Linked DNA regions of Homo sapiens: regions 2 and 3 are each linked to region 1. A link is a contact called in ENCODE Hi-C or POLR2A ChIA-PET data. All regions are on one chromosome and are shown on one strand. The core of a region is the stretch at or near the end of the contact, and the rest is flanking DNA. Distances in the headings are between cores, read along the strand shown. Region 1 overlaps LINC02758 (long intergenic non-protein coding RNA 2758). Region 2 holds the start of BDNF (brain derived neurotrophic factor). Region 3 has its middle 260 kb from the start of LINC02742.

Region 1 (4,089 bases), core at 455-2,954:
AGAGACCAAGCATAGTAACCAAGGGTTAATTTTTCAACTCTTGCCACCATTTCTGCCTCCTCCCTTCTAGAAGCCCCCAGTGTCCATTGTTCTCATTTCATATCATGAGTAATCAAAGTTTAGCTCCCACCTATGAGTAAGAATATGCAGTATTTGGTTTTCCATTCCTGTGTTAATTCACTTAAGATAATGGCCTCCTGCTGCATCCATGTTACTGCAAAGGACACAATTTTGTTCTTTTTTATGGCTGCATAGTATTCCATGTTGTATATGTACCATATTTTCTTTATCCAGTCCACCATTGATGGGCACTTAGGTTGATTCCGTGTGTTTGCTATTGTGAATAGTGCTGCAATGAACATATGAGTGCATGTGTCTTTTTGGTAGAATGATTTTTGGAATATATACTCAATAATGGGATTTCTGGGTCAAAATAGTAGTTCTGTTTTAAGTCTTTGAGAAAGCTCCAAACTGCTTTCCACAGTGGCTGAACTAATTTACATTCCCACCAACAGTGGCCTTTCCATTTCTTAGCAGCCTCAGCATCTGTTGTTTCTCAACTTTTTAGTAATAGCCATTCTGACTGGTGTGAGATAGTATCTCATTGTAGTTTTGATTTGCATTTCCCTGATGATTAGTGATGTTGAGCATTTTTTCACATATTTGTTAGCTGCTTCTATGTCTTCTTTTGAGAAGGGCCTGTTCACGTCTTTTGCCTACTCTTTAATGATTCTCTTTCTTTCTCTCTAGCTTTTTTTTTTTTGCTTAATTAAGTTCCTTATAAAATCTTCATTTTAAAAAGATCCCCAGGTCATCCTAATGTACATTAAAATTTTAGAACCACTATGCTAATATAGACTTATCACCCCCACACTACAATTGTTTGTTTCCTTGTTTGCTTCTCCTTGCTCTGTGAGTTCCTTCAAGGAGGAACTGTGTCCTATGTGCCCCGGTAGCCCAGCGCCTAGCCCAGTGCTCAGTACATAGAAATCAAATAGCTGTCACTTACGTCCTTATTATTTGCCAAGTGCCATATATACATTGTTATCATTTAACCTTTGCAACAATCCTTTGAGAAGGTCACTGTTATATCCATTCTGCAGATAACGGGGCTCAGAGACTTTAAGTAACTCACCTAAAGTCACACAAATAGCAACAGAACTGTCATTCAAATCCAGCTATATCAGATGCCACAAGATGTGCTCTTGACCGCTATTTTATATTATACTACTTTCATAGTAGACGTTTAATAGATATTTATGGAATTAAGCAGACTTTGCGCAGCAATGATTGAGCCTTTCCTTTGCTTCTTTCTGTCATGAAGTAAAAGGACAAGGGCTACAGTTTTAATCTGCCATGCAATTTCCAAAGTGCAGAGGCATAATGTCTGCGTTCACGGAAATGGCCTGTAACTATACTAGGAATTCCGCATCCCCCACCCCTCTTCTCTTGGAAGATCTGCAAGTGTTAGTAAGCCCTGCAGACAAGCAATCCTGTCAGGCAGAAGGCAGCCCAGAGCCCTTAAATAAAACATTCTCGCAGCCTTCCGCGGAGAGCATGGAGACAAATACCGCGGATGTGAAAGGTGTCGCTGGGATTACCAATGACGTGCTAATGGCTGCTCAGGCAATCTCTGAGCCTCCTGCGCTCTGAGTCACCCGCTCCCTTTGGAGCCTGCGCTCACGTCATTAAGGGACCGAAAGCTATTCACAGATCACTGACTAATGGCAAGCTTGAGCCTGGCCTGCACTCCCCCCACCAGCCTTCTCCAAAGGACTAAGGTCATGGACAGGAGGCCCTGGAGCTTTTTATCACGGCCACAATGAAGGGTGAAGGAAAAGATAAAGTCTTCTGCCTTCCTTCTATCTATTCTGCTAGCTGTACTTTTGCAAATGAGGAACTTTCCTCGTGTTCCAGAATGTGTTGGAAACTCTTTGCCGGGAACAAGCAGAATCTTGAGTAGGGCGGTTTACTTTTGACAGTTTATTATTCTAAAAAATCTTTCTGATGTTATTTTAATTCCACAGGCATTTCATTACTAATCAACCCTGGGGCTTTCAGTTTCTAGAGTACATAAACATATTTCCTTTTTTTGGATTATTTGTGTGACTGCTTGCTTGAATTTATTGTAATTTTATTTGTTTGTTTGCAACTGCCATAATGGGAGCTTCTAAAAGACTAGGAAGTAATAAATGTAATATTTTCTTTCAGATACTGCATTTTTTCCCTAGCCTGCCTAAATCCTTTGAAATATAACATCACTTGGCTTTCCTGCCAGGCACTTCTCCCTGAAATAAAGTCACAGGTCTGCTTTGGTCACTCTGTCAATATCTGTGACAGATATTTCCAAGTTAACTTTTAGGGAGTCACAACTTGGCAAGTCTAAAAAGCACTATATTTAGCTGCAATTTTGGAATGATGTGGGAAAGAAAATTGAATCTGAAAAAGCAAAGCAAGATGTGGTTGAGCATTTTGTGGAACAGGTAACAACCACAGAATTATTTTTTCCTGAATAAACCATGATCTGTTTGGTGGCCACTTCTATACTTTTCCAAAAACAATCTATTTACTTACACAAGTTCGAATTCTTCAAGATTAACCCCAGGCTTTATCCTGGAAGATAATTTTATTTATTGGTAGAAGATAAAGCTATTCATATATAAGGCAAACTGATTGGAGATACATTTGAGCTCACTTTGCTTTCTATGCTAATGTCAGAACATGAAGTTTAAGCATTTGGTTACTGAAGAAAATATCGCACACTGGAATCATTAAGATCAGTCATCAAAATGATAAAGATACAATTTTTTTCCAGAATTCTGGAGCTCTGATACACAGCTTGAGAGTACATTTCTCAGCATGAATTGCATTATTCAGTCAAAGAATGACCATGGAGCAAAAAATGCAAAATGTTTCCTATTTCTGTTAAAAGTCAGGTTTAATATAGACACATTTCCCTTAGATGTGGTCCACAGAATATCTTCTTTGGGAGATATCATTTGGAGAAAGCAAGACTTATCTTTTTGAACAAATAAAATTTTGATTGATAAAGGAGCTTTTACAATGGCATACTAGGATCAACATTGGTTGTGATCGTGAAAATAATCAGACTTTTAAGGAATTGGGCAAATCTGGTGTGTTGGAGAGCCATAAGACATTTCTTATTGCTTATATGCATCTCATACTTTGGTTCTTGAGTTTGCTTAAAAAACGCAAACACGTATACATCTAAATTGTAAATGTTAATTGCTTCAGAGTTATATATGACTGTTACAGAAGGTCACCACAATTTATGTTCCATTCTGTTTTCCCAGGGATTGATAAATCCTGGGAATAAAGCCTTGTTAATAGGCAGATTTGGACTATTCAGGAGTCACCTTGAGGATGATATCCAAGTGGTTGAAGGGAAGATGAGAAAGCAATTTTGCACAACTCATTGATTGACAATGAACTAATTTCAAGAGACTCCTTGAAATTCCACTAGGACTGTGGGAAAATGGAATATCAACAAAGTTATCTTAACATGTGACACCAAGGCAGTGCTAGTAGGACCTCAAGGTGCTCATGCTCTGTGAAGATCGGAGAGAGAAATCACAAGAGAATCCTTACAATATGCAGACACTGTTCTAAACTCAACCACATCACGTTATCCAGTCCTTACAATAACTTTGTGAGGCAGGAATTATTATTCCCATGTCACTCATTAGGTCAGAAATTTTAAGTAATTTGCAAGTCATAGATAGTGAGCATTTCAAACCTACTTTGAGAAATGTGTGCATGTATGTGTTTGTGTGTGTGTATATGGATATGGATAATGGGAGGTTGTTTATAGAACTTTTTAGAAGGACCTTATCCTGAAACCCAGCCTTTTGCAAGTGCTTCTCTTGAAAAGAAACCAGATTTATTACAGTAGTTGCCTACAACATTTTTTTAACGGATTTAAATATATTAGCTCAGGAGAGGAAATTTCTTGCTGCTTTATTGAAAAAAAACTGAAACTTACCTTCAATCTATTTTACTGTTTACCATACTTTCTACATATTTTGTGTCTATTCTTTTAAATATGGAAGAGGAAGTATCTGGGTAAAG
Region 2 (4,089 bases), core at 1,116-3,615, 870 kb after region 1:
CGTGGGTAAATTATTTCCTGGCAGAGGATCGGATTCTTCTTTTATAAAACGGGTAAATAATTTCTGTCACTAGTCTTTAGAAGTTCTAAAATAGCTAATGTTAGTGAATTCATTTTGCTAACTGTAAACCCTTAGGTAAATTGAACTGAGTATGTAATAATATTATATATTCAGTTCAACAGCACATTCTTGGTAACCACAAGAGGGTCCAGGAAAGGAAACTGTTTATAAATCTTTCCCTTTAGCAAAATTAATGTTGGAGTCTTTAGGGAAATTCTTACAGCAATAGTCTTCGCAATTATTAGGTCAAACCCCTTTGAGATTACAGAAAAACGCACACACACAGAAAGCTGCCTGCAGAATTTGGGTGTGGGCTTGGTGGGAGATTCCTCTGATACCCAGTGTTGTACCCCCAAGAGAGTGTTTCTCAAAGTGTGACTTCAGATTGTCTGCATTCGAATTGCTTGTGGTATTTATTAAAATTATAACTCCTGGGCCCTGCCCCACCCCTACTAAATCACAATTTCAGGAGGAGGGACCTTCATTTTAACACTCACCCAGGTGATTTTTATGCTCCGAGGAGGTCCAGGGACTCCAAGTTAAGTACGGTACTGCTGTCTTATTCTTTATTCTAAATTTTAAGGTCTGCACAAATTGGTTGAACTAATGAGAAGAAAATTCAGCTTTAAAGCAGAAACACAGGTAGACGGTTGACAGAGTTCATCAAATGGATAATTGAAAATGTCCTCTGGACCCTAGCCATATAAGTTCTCTTCAAGGGTCTTGGCTACAGGCAAATGAGAACCCGAAAGGCTATTTGCTCTTTTGCTGCGGGCAGTGGTGGGGGTGGAGGGCGGGGGAGGATTAACTGAGCCAGTTCTGCCCCCACCCTCGAATCACCTACCCCCACTCTGGTTAAAGCAGAAGACTTTTTATTTATCTTGGCTGCCCTGGTTCGTTATTAAAAGGGTTAGCTTATACGTGTGTTTGCTGGGGCTGGAAGTGAAAACATCTGCAAAAGCATGCAATGCCCTGGAACGGAACTCTTCTAATAAAAGATGTATCATTTTAAATGCGCTGAATTTTGATTCTGGTAATTCGTGCACTAGAGTGTCTATTTCGAGGCAGCGGAGGTATCATATGACAGCGCACGTCAAGGCACCGTGGAGCCCTCTCGTGGACTCCCACCCACTTTCCCATTCACCGCGGAGAGGGCTGCTCTCGCTGCCGCTCCCCCCGGCGAACTAGCATGAAATCTCCCTGCCTCTGCCGAGATCAAATGGAGCTTCTCGCTGATGGGGTGCGAGTATTACCTCCGCCATGCAATTTCCACTATCAATAATTTAACTTCTTTGCTGCAGAACAGAAGGAGTACATACCGGGCACCAAAGACTCGCGCCCCCTCCCCCCTTTAATTAAGCGAAGGGAACGTGAAAAAATAATAGAGTGTGGGAGTTTTGGGGCCGAAGTCTTTCCCGGAGCAGCTGCCTTGATGGTTACTTTGACAAGTAGTGACTGAAAAGGTGGGTTTGTTTTCTTTCTTTCTCTTTCCGTTTTTCTGTTTGGTCGGCTAGAAAGCGTGTGGCTTTAGCGAGGTCTGTCATTGCCTGGGCTTCCTGGCTGGAACAAGTAACTTGGTGTAACGTTATCTGGGGGCGTTCATCAATAAAAAATGCTGTTATTATCTTGATTGAATTCCTATTAGGCAAACTCTAGAGAGGTCAGTGCGCGAACTCTGTTTAAGCCGGCGTGTTTAAGGCAGCAGAGTAAACCAATAGCCCCCATGCTCTGTGCGATTTCATTGTGTGCTCGCGTTCGCAAGCTCCGTAGTGCAGGAAGGTGCGGGAAGGTGTGTCTGTGGCCCGGGAAACGCACGCCCTCTCCCAGAGAACTTGGGTGCTGGGATGGGGAGGAAGGGGAGAGTTGAAAGCTAGGGGAGCGAGACCTCGGGGCGTGCGATTCTCACTCGCTCCCTCCCGCCCCAGCGCCCACAGCCGGGGTTTCTGCAGAGGGCGCGGGACGCGGGGTTCCCCGGGGCTGAGGCTGGGGCTGGAACACCCCTCGAAGCCGCGGGCGTCCTGTCCAAGGCGCCCCAGGAGGGCGCAGGACTCGCAGGGCGATGTCGCGGGGCCCTAGGGGAGGAGGTGAGGACAGGCCCCGGGGGAGCGGGGAGTTCCGGGCGCCCCTCGGTTCCCCGCGCGAGGAAAAGACGCGGCGTTCCCTTTAAGCGGCCGCCTCGAACGGGTATCGGTAGCGCGGGCGAGCGGGGAGCGGGGGGCGGGGGGCGGGGGGGGGGGGGCGGCGCCGTTTGACCAATCGAAGCTCAACCGAAGAGCTAAATAATGTCTGACCCGGGCGCAAGGCGCAGCCTGGAGCTCCGGGTCCCCGACGCTGCCGCCGCCGCGCCCGGGCGCACCCGCCCGCTCGCTGTCCCGCGCACCCCGTAGCGCCTCGGGCTCCCGGGCCGGACAGAGGAGCCAGCCCGGTGCGCCCCTCCACCTCCTGCTCGGGGGGCTTTAATGAGACACCCACCGCTGCTGTGGGGCCGGCGGGGAGCAGCACCGCGACGGGGACCGGGGCTGGGCGCTGGAGCCAGAATCGGAACCACGATGTGACTCCGCCGCCGGGGACCCGTGAGGTTTGTGTGGACCCCGAGGTAGGCAAGCGCTGGGAATGGGGCTTGGTGCAGGAGCTGCCCGTCCGCGGGAGAGAGTTGACTGGGGGATCCCCCACCCCAAAGTTGTGGGACGAGGCCAGTCTCCTTCTTTCCTCCCCTCCGGTAGAAGGGACGATTTGGAGTTACTCTTGGGGAGTTTTCTCCCCCATCCCACAACCCAGAAGGTCAGCCGGCACCACCAGGGAAAAAGGGACCCGGGGAAGTCACGAAGTAGAGGAGGGAAGGCCTGGAGGAGACCCAGAGCTGCGTGATGGGAGCAAAGACGGCGACCCGGGGATCCCTCGCAGCCCTCCCCCAGCCCAGGAGTAGTCGAGAGAGACTTAGGGGGCCAGAGCTGTCGAGGGTCCTGACTGAGGGGAGGGTGCTGGGGCTAGGCTAGGAATCCTTCCAGGGGGTGGGTGGTCCCCGCGCCGACTTGCGGGGGGAGTGGGAGGGAAGCTTGCGCCTTCAGCCCGCATCCCTTCCCCGGAGCTGCACACGGCTACCTGCTCCCCAGGAATTGAGACTGAAGTGGACTTACAAGTCCGAAGCCAATGTAGCTTGGAAAACTTGGGAGGCGGAATTCCTACCGCTGGGAACTGAAAGGGTCTGCGACACTCTCGGGCAGGCCGAACCCACATCTCTACCCATCCTGCGCCCCTCTTCTGAAGCGCCCTCCAGGGAAGTTAAGAGTTTTGACTTTCGGGGAGTGGTTGGGATGTACGTGGGGGATTCTTGACTCGGGTTAGTCTCTGGGGATGCAGAGCCGGGAAGAGGAATGGGTGAGTGAGTTACTCCTGGAAAGAAATAGCTGAGGATTGGGGGCTCTGTGCCTGACGGGCAAGAAGAAGGGGAGATTACAGACTAGGGGCATCCCTAAGGAAGAAGCCTCGGGGCTGCGAGGGTGAACTGGAGGATGCAGTGTTTGTGTGTTGGGGGTAGAGCGGGGATGAGGGACCGGGGTGGAGGGGAGGCGAGGAGGAGGAGGGGACCCAGAGAACGAAGCTAGGGAAGGTAGAGGGTGCCCTCTGCCGGCCATGCTGCCAAGAGCAGCTACTGGGGGCGGGAGGCTGGGGGTGGGGAAGTGGTAAAGGAAGGTTTTGCGGGATCCCTTAGAGAGCTGGTAGGAGGGACTTGTTGAATGGTGCTGCTGACTCCAGCTCGGTGGGGCGTGCGACTCGTCGTCGGTGGATTTTGACTCCTCGTTCTTGTTTGGCTTCTATGCAAGTTTTCCTCGCGCTGGGGGAGCTTTGATAAGCCTCGATTGGCGGTGTGTTAGGGCTTCTTGGATCTTATTTTAGGGTCCTCTAGTTATCCTGCACTTACTCCTTAATGTCAGTAGCAACCAAAGAACATTTTCCGACAAGCACGCAGGAATGTTCTTGGCCAGAAGCAAAGAAAGGCATATTTCTGAGTGTTTATTAATCCTCCTA
Region 3 (4,089 bases), core at 415-2,914, 590 kb before region 1:
AGTAACATTTTCAAGAACACAATGAACTGCAGACAGACAGGAAAAACAATGAGGAAGCAGCCCTGGTCCTCCCTTCCAAACTGCCCTTTACTTCTATCAGTGTGCTCTCATTCCCTCATCTCCAAGCTGTGATTACTAGCTCTGGTCTGTATTAATTTGTTGAATCATCGATGGCCTTGGAAGTCTTGATCCTCAAGACCCATATAATAGAAGTGTAGGATGGTAATGAAACTCTAGTGGGGAAAACACGCAATCAATTAACTCTCAATTACGTGCCCTCCCCCCACAACCACCTGCAGGAGATAAAGACATAGATTTTTAAAAACTCACTGATACTTCTCTTTAAAAGGTCTGTGCAATATGACCTCAAATGTTCTAAGTATGCATCATCTGTGAGTGGGAAAAGCATGGAACTAGTGGTCTGGATGTGAAAATGTACCGTACCTGAGCAATTCCTGTAATTTAAAGACTAAGATAATGCAACTACAAACTGAAGCCAAAAAGGATCTAGGAAACCCGGAAGACCTCCTGGAGGGAGAACCAGTAGGTTAAGAGAATCTTTAAAACTGAAAGATAGGTACAACAGAGACATATGATATAAAAGCAAAAGACAGAGTTTGGCATGAAAAGATATGAAGTACTATTGGGGTCCACTACGTTTTAGCTGAGTGACCCAAAAGGCAAGTCTAAATTTCCCCAAACCTCAATTTCTCCTTCTGTAAATAGGGATAATGAGAATCCTATTTCACAGGTTTCTTTTAATAAAATGTAATAATGCATCTGAAATAAAATGAAAATTCATTTTACTTTTTATATTTACAGGTATTATTTTATAATTAAGCTTTATTGAGTATACTTTTATTATAAGAGGCATGGCCGTCCTCTCACTATTTAGCAGATACTCGGCTTTTCTATCAAGCTTTCATGTATTCTATAAGGCCGGAGAAGAAAGTTTTTTTCTAATAAACTTGTCTGATTCCTGGAGCAGTCCAACCACAATCTTTTCTTTTTTTTAACTCCCTCCCTCCTCTTCTGCTTTTGCTCTCCCTCTGCATTAGTTTGTTCTCACACTGGTATGAAGAAATACCCGAGATTGGGAATTTATAAAGGAAATAGGTGTAATTGACTCACAGATCCATCTTGCTGGGGAGGCCTCAGGAAACTTGCCATCTTGGCAGAAGGCAGAGGAGAAGCAGGCATCTTCCTCACTGGGTGGCAGAACAGAGTGAGAGTGCAAGAGGGAAATGCCAGACACTTATAAAACCATCAGATCACCTGAGAACTCACTCACTATCACAAAAATACCATGGGGAAAACCACCCCCATGATTCAATTACCTCCACCTGGTCCCACCCTTGACACGTGGGGATTTATGAAGACAACAATTGCAGGCGAGATATGGGTGGAGACACAAAGCCAAACCATACCATTCTCCTTCTTCTCCTTCTCTTCTGTGTCCTAACTCCCATCCTCCTCCTCTTTTCTCTTTTTTCTTCTCTCTTTTTTTCCTCATTTGCAAATTCTTTATTTTCTTGGTTGATGCTCCAATGTTCTTTCAGATTCCTGCCTCCCTCCCTTGGAAACCTCTTCCAGGGCTGTAAACTTAGCTGTAATTACAGTCATGGCCATAAGGGAGCAGCAGAATGCAAAGGAGCATCGCTGGAGCCTGGAGAAAGCTCAATAGGAGAGCCCAGCTAAAGCACGAGCCTGGGCCACCAGCTCCTCTGAGAAGTCCCTGACATCTCAGAAGCCACTGTGGGACAGTGGCAAATGAACAGTTATTAAAGTTAGAAAGACTAGGAGTTTGAATTATTTTTCAACTGTGTAATCTTTGGAGATACTTAATCTCTCTGCCTTGGATTTCATTATTTAAAAGATTAGGATGATATCATCGAGATAATTTTGTAAAACATTTTGTGTGCAAAACAACAAACATGGTGGCTGAGTCATAAAAGATATTTAATGAATATTTCCTTTTCTAATTTTTCACTATCACACTTGTGTTGAATTTGGCAATCTTCACTTCAGGCCAGCCTAACTCAATTTACCAATCTGCGGACACACCTACACACCCAGGTAGCTTACCAGCTGCCAATCAGCCCAATATACCTCCATTTCCAACTCCACTTCTATAGACTTTGGGTCTTCTCCACAATTAACTCTGACCTACCAAATGACAAGGAGTCAGCTTTCTAACAATCTTGGATCAGATATACAGTAAACAGCAAGAAGACTAGTGTGATAGGGTGGCTCTTATATAGCCCTCAGTGACCCCACCTGTTGTTACTCAGGACCTAGTGTCATGCTTTCCCCTAGAGTAACTATCTTGTAACCAATAAAATACAGCAACATTGAGAGGATGTCCCTTTTCTACTTAAGTCACAAAAGATGCTGACTTTGTCTTGCTTGTGGATTCTCTCTCTCTCCCTTGTCTCATTAGCCTTGATGAAACAAGGGGCGTGTTGGAGAGGCCTATGTGGCAAGAAACTGAGGGTAGCTTCTTGCCAACAGCCAGCAAGGAATGGAAGCTCTCAGTGCAACAGCGCTTATGAAACTGAATCCTCTTAACGACCACGTCGGTGAGCTCGGAAGTGGATTTTTCTCCATCTGAGTCTTCAGGTAACACTTTTGTATTGCCTGACATGTTTACAGCCTTGTGAGAGACCTCAAAGCAGAAGACCCAGCTAAGCTATGCCCAGATTTCTACTTTGCAGAAATTGCAGATAAAAAAATGTGCATTCTTTTAAGTTGCAATATTTTAAAGTAGCTTGTTGCACAGCAATAGATAACTAATAAAATTAGTAAAAGAAGTTGAGATGAGATCAAAGTATATAAGGGAGTCACATTATGTAGGACCTTATATGCCATAGCAAATAAATTGAATTTTATTTCAAGTACAATGGGAAAACAGTGGGGATTATTCAGCATAAGACAAATATGCTCTAAATACATTTTAGAAAGATTTCACTGGTTGCTCTGAGATGATTAAACTGTGTGGGACTTGTTTCAGTGGTATTTTGCATGTCTTCTTACCAAAAAGAAAATAGTTTATTCTGTCTTCAGAGGAAATAGAGGCACTCTTTATCTTCTCTTTAATCATGCTCAGAAATAGAAAAACTTTTGTTATCTTTGGAATAATCTATGGCAGGATCAAAAAATCCAGTTTGGGAAATTTTTTTCAATTAAACTGTTTTTTGTATGAAAATGTAGTTTCACATACTATTGTAAGAAATAATATAGAGTGACCTCATATACTCTTCATCTAATTTCTCCCAACGCTAACATCTTGAACAACAGCAAGATGATATCACAACCAGAAAATTGGTATTTTTACAATCCACTGATCTTATTCAGACTTTATTAGACTTATATACATTCAAGTGTGTATTTAGTTCTATGAAATTTTATTACATGTGTGTATTTATGTAACCATCACCACAGTCAAGATAAAGAATAGTCTCTTCTCAGTAAAGATCCTCTGTGCTACACTTTTATAGCTATACTCACTACTTATCTTTTCCCTCCCCCATCCATAATCCCTGGCACCCAGTAATCTATTCTACTTTATAATTTTTCATTTCATGTATGTTATATAAATAGATAGCATGTGATCATGTGTAGCTCTTTAAATATTTTTATTTTTATTTTTTTACTCAGCAGAATTCCCTTGAAATCCATTAAAGTTACTGTGGTTTTAACAGTCTGTTCTTTTTATGGCTAAATAGTTAAGTAGAAATTCACGGTATGGATGTAACATGGTATGTTTAACCATTCACACATTGAAGGGCATCTGGACTGTTTTCGGTTGTGGGCTATTAGGAATAAAGCCATTGTGAACATTCCTGTATTTTTTGCAAGTGCTAAATTTTTATTTCTGTGGCGCAAGTGCAAAGCAATTTCTGGGCTATATGTAAATTGCATGTTTAGTTTTATAAGAAATTGCCAAATGATTTTCCAGAGTGGATATTCAATTTTACATTCCCCCAGCAAAGCATAATCCAGTTTTTCTTTATCCTCACCAGCATTTGCTTGGTTTATTATTTTTCCATTTGGATATGTTTATAGTGATATCTAATTGTGGTTTTTATT

What was found. Hi-C counts contacts between places; a loop is a spot of excess contacts on that map. ChIA-PET counts read pairs that join two places held with the same protein, here RNA polymerase II (POLR2A). Pooled maps may share reads with other maps.
Region 2: a loop to region 1 is called in a map of IMR-90, with 3 times the contacts of the local background. The contact joins the promoter of BDNF here to the enhancer-like site in region 1. A Hi-C loop is called at or near these places in 1 of 168 maps with a recorded cell type or tissue (IMR-90) and 4 of 50 pooled maps. POLR2A ChIA-PET finds 5 or more read pairs at or near these places in 3 of 52 experiments (AG04450, PC-3 and Panc1).
Region 3: a map of IMR-90 shows a loop between it and region 1 (5-fold over the local background). The contact joins two enhancer-like sites. A Hi-C loop is called at or near these places in 3 of 168 maps with a recorded cell type or tissue (IMR-90, chondrocyte and endothelial cell of umbilical vein) and 3 of 50 pooled maps.

What each region holds. Positions count from the first base shown.
Region 1 is chr11:28,564,411-28,568,499 of GRCh38, reverse strand. The region is part of intron 4 of LINC02758 (long intergenic non-protein coding RNA 2758); the gene reads right to left. Among named protein-coding and RNA genes, the nearest start is that of LINC02758, 28 kb to the right of the region's middle. Within about 2 kb of position 1,704, at least 12 of the 41 ENCODE cell types and tissues checked have a DNase peak (open chromatin) inside an H3K27ac peak, as active enhancers do; they include IMR-90 and endothelial cell of umbilical vein, where a contact is called at or near this core.
Region 2 is chr11:27,698,731-27,702,819 of GRCh38, reverse strand. BDNF (brain derived neurotrophic factor) reads left to right here and starts at 2,365. Exons shown (of 2, transcript NM_001709.5): 1 at 2,365-2,656.
Region 3 is chr11:29,157,311-29,161,399 of GRCh38, reverse strand. No RefSeq gene overlaps it. Among named protein-coding and RNA genes, the nearest start is that of LINC02742, 260 kb to the right of the region's middle. Within about 2 kb of position 1,664, at least 2 of the 41 ENCODE cell types and tissues checked have a DNase peak (open chromatin) inside an H3K27ac peak, as active enhancers do; they include IMR-90 and endothelial cell of umbilical vein, where a contact is called at or near this core.